2 separate regions of the Homo sapiens genome follow, and region 2 is linked to region 1. A link is a contact called in ENCODE Hi-C or POLR2A ChIA-PET data. All regions are on one chromosome and are shown on one strand. Each heading gives the region's core, a stretch centred on a gene start or an enhancer-like site at or near the end of the contact. The rest is flanking DNA. Distances are from core to core; before and after follow the strand shown.

Region 1 (2,978 bases), core at 134-2,633:
TCCCTCTGCAGGCTCCTAGCCTCTCCAGAAACTTCCGTACCCCAGGAGTGGCAGACACAAGGCGATGGGAACAAGAGAGTATCTGCAGAATACACTGCCTGCTAAAGACAAGAGAGGACTCCCCAGATCCTTGCCTTGGTATTGCAGGAAGAGCTCAGCCTCCCAAAATCGGAGGTCAATTTATTGCCTGCCCTGTAGAATGGGAGCCGGAGGTTGAGGAGTGGATGTAAATAAAGGAATGCACTGTTTCTTGCACACACCTCTCTCCACTATCTGGGCAGAGTCTAGGTCTCATCCATCACCAAGGTTCTAGCACTCAGCTGAGAGGCTGCAGCAGGAGGGGCAGATGGAGGAGGGTGCGGTGCATACCATCTCCCCATCAAACCAATGGGCACCACGTGACCATTCTTGTGTCTCTGGGGACTGTCAATCTGCATGCTAGGAAAGGGGTGGCATTCCAATCTTTCATTTTTTTGTGTGTGAGACGGAGTCTTGCTCTGTCACCCAGGCTGGAGTGCAATGGTGCGATCTTGGCTCACTGCAACCTCCGCTCCCCGGGTTCAAGAGATTTTCCTGCCTTAGCCTCCCGAGTAGCTGGGATTACAGGCATGAGCCACCACACCCAGCTAATTTTGTATTTTTAGTAGAGACAGAGTTTCTCTATGTTGGTCAGGCTGGTCTGGAACTCCTGACCTCAGGTGATCCACCCGCCTTGGCCTCCCAAAGTGTTGGGATTACAGGCGTGAGCCACTGCGCCCGGCCCCATGCTTTCACTTTTAAAAATGCTTGTAGGGCACGCAAAAATACTAAACGGTCGATGGAGAAGGTCTGTCTGGAGTAGTTGTTTTTTTTTTTTTTTTTTGAGACAGAGTCTCGCTCTGTCGCCCAGGCTGGTGTGCAGTGGCACGATCTCGGCTCACTGCAAGCTCCGCCTCCCAGGTTCAGGCGATTCTCCTGCCTCAGCCTCCCAAGTAGCTGGGACTACAGGCGCCCGCCACCACACCCGGCTAATTTAATTTTTTGTATTTTTAGTAGAGACGGGGTTTCATCGCGTTAGCCAAGATGGTCTCGATCTCCTGACCTCGTGATCTGCCCGCCTCAGCCTCCCAAAGTGCTGGGATTACAGGCGTGAGCCACCTCGCCCGGCCTGTCTGGCGTAGTTCTAACCAGGAACAGAGCCAGCGGCCAGGGCCGCACCAGGCCTGGCCAGGGAGCGCCGCGCCTGCGCACTGCAGACTCTGAAGCCGCCGAGCCCTCCGCCGAGGTGGGTGGGGAAACTGCCCGGGCATCCGGGTCCCTCACCCCGCCCCCGCTGCATGAATGAGAGGCGCGGCGCCCGCCCCTCCCCCGGCGGGCCCGCCCCTCGCGAGGGGCCGCCGGGCGCAGTCAGCCGCCGCCACCTCCGCCGCGCTCTGTCCGGACGGACGCTCGCCGCCCGCAGCCTGCCGCCCGCCGCAGGGCGCTGACGGTCCCGCACGTCTGCCGCTGCCACCGGCGCGCCCGAGTAAGTGAGCGAGCGAGGGCGGGAGCGCCGCGGCCGCCGCCCCCGGGCTGGGGTTTGGGGGACCGAGCCGCTCCGGGTTCGGGATGCTGAGGAGACCGCGGGCCCGCGCCAGCCTCCCACACACACACACTCTCCCGGCGCCTCGGCCGGCCGGGCGCGGTGTGCAGGGGTGAGGCGGTGTCTCCAGGCTGAGGAGGGACGCGGAGGAGGGTCCGGCGCGGCCCCGGGACTGGAGGGTGAGTCCCTCACAAAGGGCGGAGCGGGGCTGTCACCTGGAGATCACGGAGGGAAGGTGCGTGGGCCCCCGCACGTCCTGCTCGCCCAAGCCCTGGCATCGGGTCCCCGGGCGTGGGAGGCGGCTGGGATGAGCTGGGAGGCTAGGAGGAGGATGGCGAGGACGCTGCCCCCGCGTTGGCGGTGGGCGCGCGCCTTGGGGGGTGCGGCGTGGCAGTGTTTTCCTGGTCCCCGTCCACTCCTCCCCTTTCTTTGTGGCGCTTGTCTCGTGCCCCGTTGTCACAGTGTGCATGGCAGTGGTCGGGGTGGAGACCTCTTCCCTCGGCTTACTCATTAATGAAAGTCACCATCTGTGGGCAGGGGGCGTGTGTGGTTCCACAGGCCGGAGAATTAAGGACCCTCCTTTGTTTCTGGAGACCTAATGATGTGTGTGTGTGTGTGTGTGTGTGTGTGTGTGTGTGTGCGCATTCAAGTGAAAGGGACATCTATGAAATGAGAGAATCAGAGATTGTCAAAAAGGGTATGAGGAAAAGGGGAGGGGATATAACTTCATCACACCTTTACCCAATTCTTTACCTGATGTTATTTCAAACAGTTTTTTCTCACTGTAAAACCAGTGGGTTTTATTCATTGGAAATGTGCATCTAAATTCTCATATATCTGTGTTTCTAGAATACTTTGCCTTTTTGGGCTTAGTTAATGGTAAGATTCTCATGTCTGTCTACATAGGAATACTCCACCGTACAGGACACTGCTTTCTGGGTTTAGTTCATTGATAATTTGTCCGAATGCTCATAAACATGTCTATAGGAATACTCCAATATATCTAGGACACAGTTTTCTCCGCTCCTGAATACAGGCAGATTTTGTTTCTTTCTGCCTCCCTGTGTTAATGAGAAGGTAGTCCAGCAGGTTCTCTCTACCTCCTTGCTTTTTTTTCCCCTTAATGCTTTGGCAGAGGGTTTTATTGCATATTACCCTGGCATGCGCCCTTGCTTTGATGTGAATTTTCCTGTGTTCTGTTGTCTGGTTGTACAGCCCAGCTCAATGGCTCCTCTTACAGGACTACTGGAAAACAGAACACCTTTTTTCATTGTCCTCATCTCCAGAGAGAGAAGGAAGCGCTGTAGGTTCCCACAAACGTTGACTCTGTCAGACTGCCTGCCTGACTTTGTTGTGTTGGTAAAGTTATGAAGAGTTGCAGTTGTTGTAGACCAATTAAAAAGAGGCTATTGGGATA
Region 2 (2,978 bases), core at 162-2,661, 1.1 Mb before region 1:
AAATAATAATAATAATACAAAAATTAGCCGGGGGTGGTGGTAGGCACCTGTAATCCCAGATACTCGGGAGGCTGAGGCAGGAGACTCACTTGAACCTGGGAGGCGGAGGTTGCAATGAGCTGAGATCGCGCCACTGTACTCCAGCCTGGATGACAGAGCAGGACTCCATCTCAAAAAGAAAGGAAAAGAAAAGAAAAAATATTAAATGTGTACGCTCTTTGACTCAGCTGTATTACTTCAAGGAGTTGATATCACCAAAATTGCCTAAGTGCTCAAAGGTGTTTGTAGTTAAACAACAGGAGATTGATAAATTATGTTATATACATGTGATGCTATGTTTTAAAGAGGTACTGATATGATAAAAGATGTACGTGGCATAAAATTAAATGTACTTTATTAAGTACTTTTCCAAGTGTTTACGGAATGAGTGCATTTTTGAAAAAAAAAAAGTGTATTCGAACTTTTAAAAAAGCTTTAAAAGCTTTATACAATGAACGATTGAGTGATTATAAGAGCTGGCGGGGGAATGTTAAGAGGATGATAGGGAGCTAAGTTTAACAGAACAATTCACCTCTTTATCTTGTGACACCTACGAGCGCATCAATTCTGTAATTGAAAAATAAAGTGCATATTTGCAGCAGCTGTACTCTCTTCAGGCTGCAAGGAGGCTTTTCCTCCCGGTAGGCTTGATTTGCATTTCACTTTCACTTTCGTGGCTGGAAACTTTCTACCCACGTAGTGGGAGGCTGAGGAGCCACCATAAAGCTGGGGCTTGACGAGCCGGGACCGGGACCCGATCTCCACATATGCCCGGACTTGTTCTGCGGCCGGGTTCAGGAGTCAAAGAGGCGGGGAGACCTGCGCGACGCTGCCCCGCCCTGCGCCCGCTTCCTCCAATGTATGCTCTAGGGGGCGGGCCTCGCGGGGAGCATGGACACGATTGGCCCTAAAGTCTTCCCCGCAAGGCCGTGGGCTGGACAGCGTGGTGACGTCGCAACGCGGCGCAGGGTGAGAGCGCGCGCTTGCGGACGCGGCGGCATTAAACGGTTGCAGGCGTAGCAGAGTGGTCGTTGTCTTTCTAGGTCTCAGCCGGTCGTCGCGACGTTCGCCCGCTCGCTCTGAGGCTCCTGAAGCCGAAACCAGCTAGACTTTCCTCCTTCCCGCCTGCCTGTAGCGGCGTTGTTGCCACTCCGCCACCATGTTCGAGGCGCGCCTGGTCCAGGGCTCCATCCTCAAGAAGGTGTTGGAGGCACTCAAGGACCTCATCAACGAGGCCTGCTGGGATATTAGCTCCAGCGGTGTAAACCTGCAGAGCATGGACTCGTCCCACGTCTCTTTGGTGCAGCTCACCCTGCGGTCTGAGGGCTTCGACACCTACCGCTGCGACCGCAACCTGGCCATGGGCGTGAACCTCACCAGGTGAGCCTCGCGGCCCCGGGAAGCCGGCCCCGGCCCGCCTGCACCTCCGGTGCTTGGCGGGAGCGCTTTCGAGCCTAGCCCTCATTGGCTGGCGTGGGCCATCCGCGCCTTCTCATTGGCCTGCCACGCAGTGGGGTGGGGCCCAGCTGAGCGCGCGGTTCGGAAAAGCCCGCGCTGGCTGCTGCGCGAACCTGCTTTTTCGCGCCAAAGTCACAAAGCGGGTGGTGGCGGGAAAATCAAGGGTTTTTCCGCAGTGCCAGGAACACTGTTCCAGGGCTCTTTGCTCACTAAATCCTGTTGGCCTTGAATGGACGCTTTAGCTGTGGCTTTCTTGTTTCTGAGACGGTCTCGGTGTGTTGCCCGGGCTGGTCTCCAACTTCTGGGCTCAAGCGATCCTCCCGGCTCAGTCGCGGTTGACTTTAAATGCTTTATAATGCCCTTGCGAGAAATGTGGCAGCCTGTCATCCTACTTAGTGGCAGGAGATTGTTTCTATCCAGAAGGGACACTGCTGGTGGTATTTTAGTATAAATACTGCCAGATGCGTCCCAAAACGTCTGCATTAATAATGGCATCCTCCAGCAGTCCGCTTACCCTCCACCAGTTCTGAGACGGCCTGATGGGTGAGAGTGGTAACCCCTTCTAACCGCGTTCGAAATACAGCCCTTCAGCAGACGGCGTTGATTTTAAAGCATGTGTCTCCTGTCTTCTAGTATGTCCAAAATACTAAAATGCGCCGGCAATGAAGATATCATTACACTAAGGGCCGAAGATAACGCGGATACCTTGGCGCTAGTATTTGAAGCACCAAGTAAGTCGTACCTTTTTACCGAGTCACGAAGCTACAGAAAATCAAAACTCTGTGTCAGTATTTCTCAAAAGCATCTGCTTTCTTTTGGTAGACCAGGAGAAAGTTTCAGACTATGAAATGAAGTTGATGGATTTAGATGTTGAACAACTTGGAATTCCAGTGAGTATCAGTTTCTCATTGTAGAGAGTGCTGTACACAGGCACGATAGTTATGTCATAGAATGTTTGTTTATTTTTACAGACAGGGTCTTGGCTCTGTTGCCCAGGCTGGAGTGCAGTAGTGCCATATAGCTCTCTCTAACCTGGGATTCCTGGGCTCAAGCAGTCCTCTTGCCTTAGTCTCCTAAGTGGCTAGGAAGGACTACGGGCCTGTCCCACCACACCTGGCTAATTTTTTCATTTTTGTGTGTGGGCGTGGGGGCAGTCTTGCCCAGGCTGGTCTGGAACTCCTGGCCTCAAGTGATCCTCCTCCGTCAAGATATGTTAATATAATTTAAGCCTACTTCATAACAACTTTTTCTAGAAATATATCTACTGGTGCATGTTTCAAAGAGAGATTTTAGTATTTGGATAGTTGTTCACCACAAGTCTAAAACTCACAGGTTAAATTTATTGTTTACTGCCAGTTGTCTATTTGCATTAACTTCCATGAACCTCTTTTAAAATTTGTTTCCTTCTAGAATGCTTGCTTTTTATTAAGTGGATTTTAAAGCTGACTTGGAAGAAATTTATCCAGGTTAGGTTTATAAAC

Evidence for each region. A loop is a pair of places that touch in the nucleus more often than their neighbours do. ChIA-PET counts read pairs that join two places held with the same protein, here RNA polymerase II (POLR2A). Pooled maps may share reads with other maps.
Region 2: a pooled map shows a loop between it and region 1 (6-fold over the local background). The contact joins the promoter of PCNA-AS1 here to the promoter of RNF24 in region 1. A Hi-C loop is called at or near these places in 1 of 168 maps with a recorded cell type or tissue (B cell) and 9 of 50 pooled maps. POLR2A ChIA-PET finds 5 or more read pairs at or near these places in 2 of 52 experiments (activated B cell and activated T-cell).

The regions. Positions count from the first base shown.
Region 1 is chr20:4,013,963-4,016,940 of GRCh38, reverse strand. RNF24 (ring finger protein 24) reads left to right here and starts at 1,383. Exons shown (of 6, transcript NM_001134337.3): 1 at 1,383-1,504. RefSeq lists enhancers at 1-257, 461-1,393 and a silencer at 1,277-1,876.
Region 2 is chr20:5,118,019-5,120,996 of GRCh38, reverse strand. It overlaps PCNA-AS1 (PCNA antisense RNA 1), which reads right to left and starts at 1,411. Exons shown (of 1, transcript NR_028370.1): 1 at 1,028-1,411. PCNA (proliferating cell nuclear antigen) reads left to right here and starts at 1,039. Exons shown (of 6, transcript NM_182649.2): 1 at 1,039-1,419; 2 at 2,131-2,228; 3 at 2,320-2,387. The coding sequence starts at 1,199. RefSeq lists enhancers at 506-955, 1,086-1,255, 704-1,584, 1,696-1,845, 1,585-2,465 and a silencer at 1,446-1,505.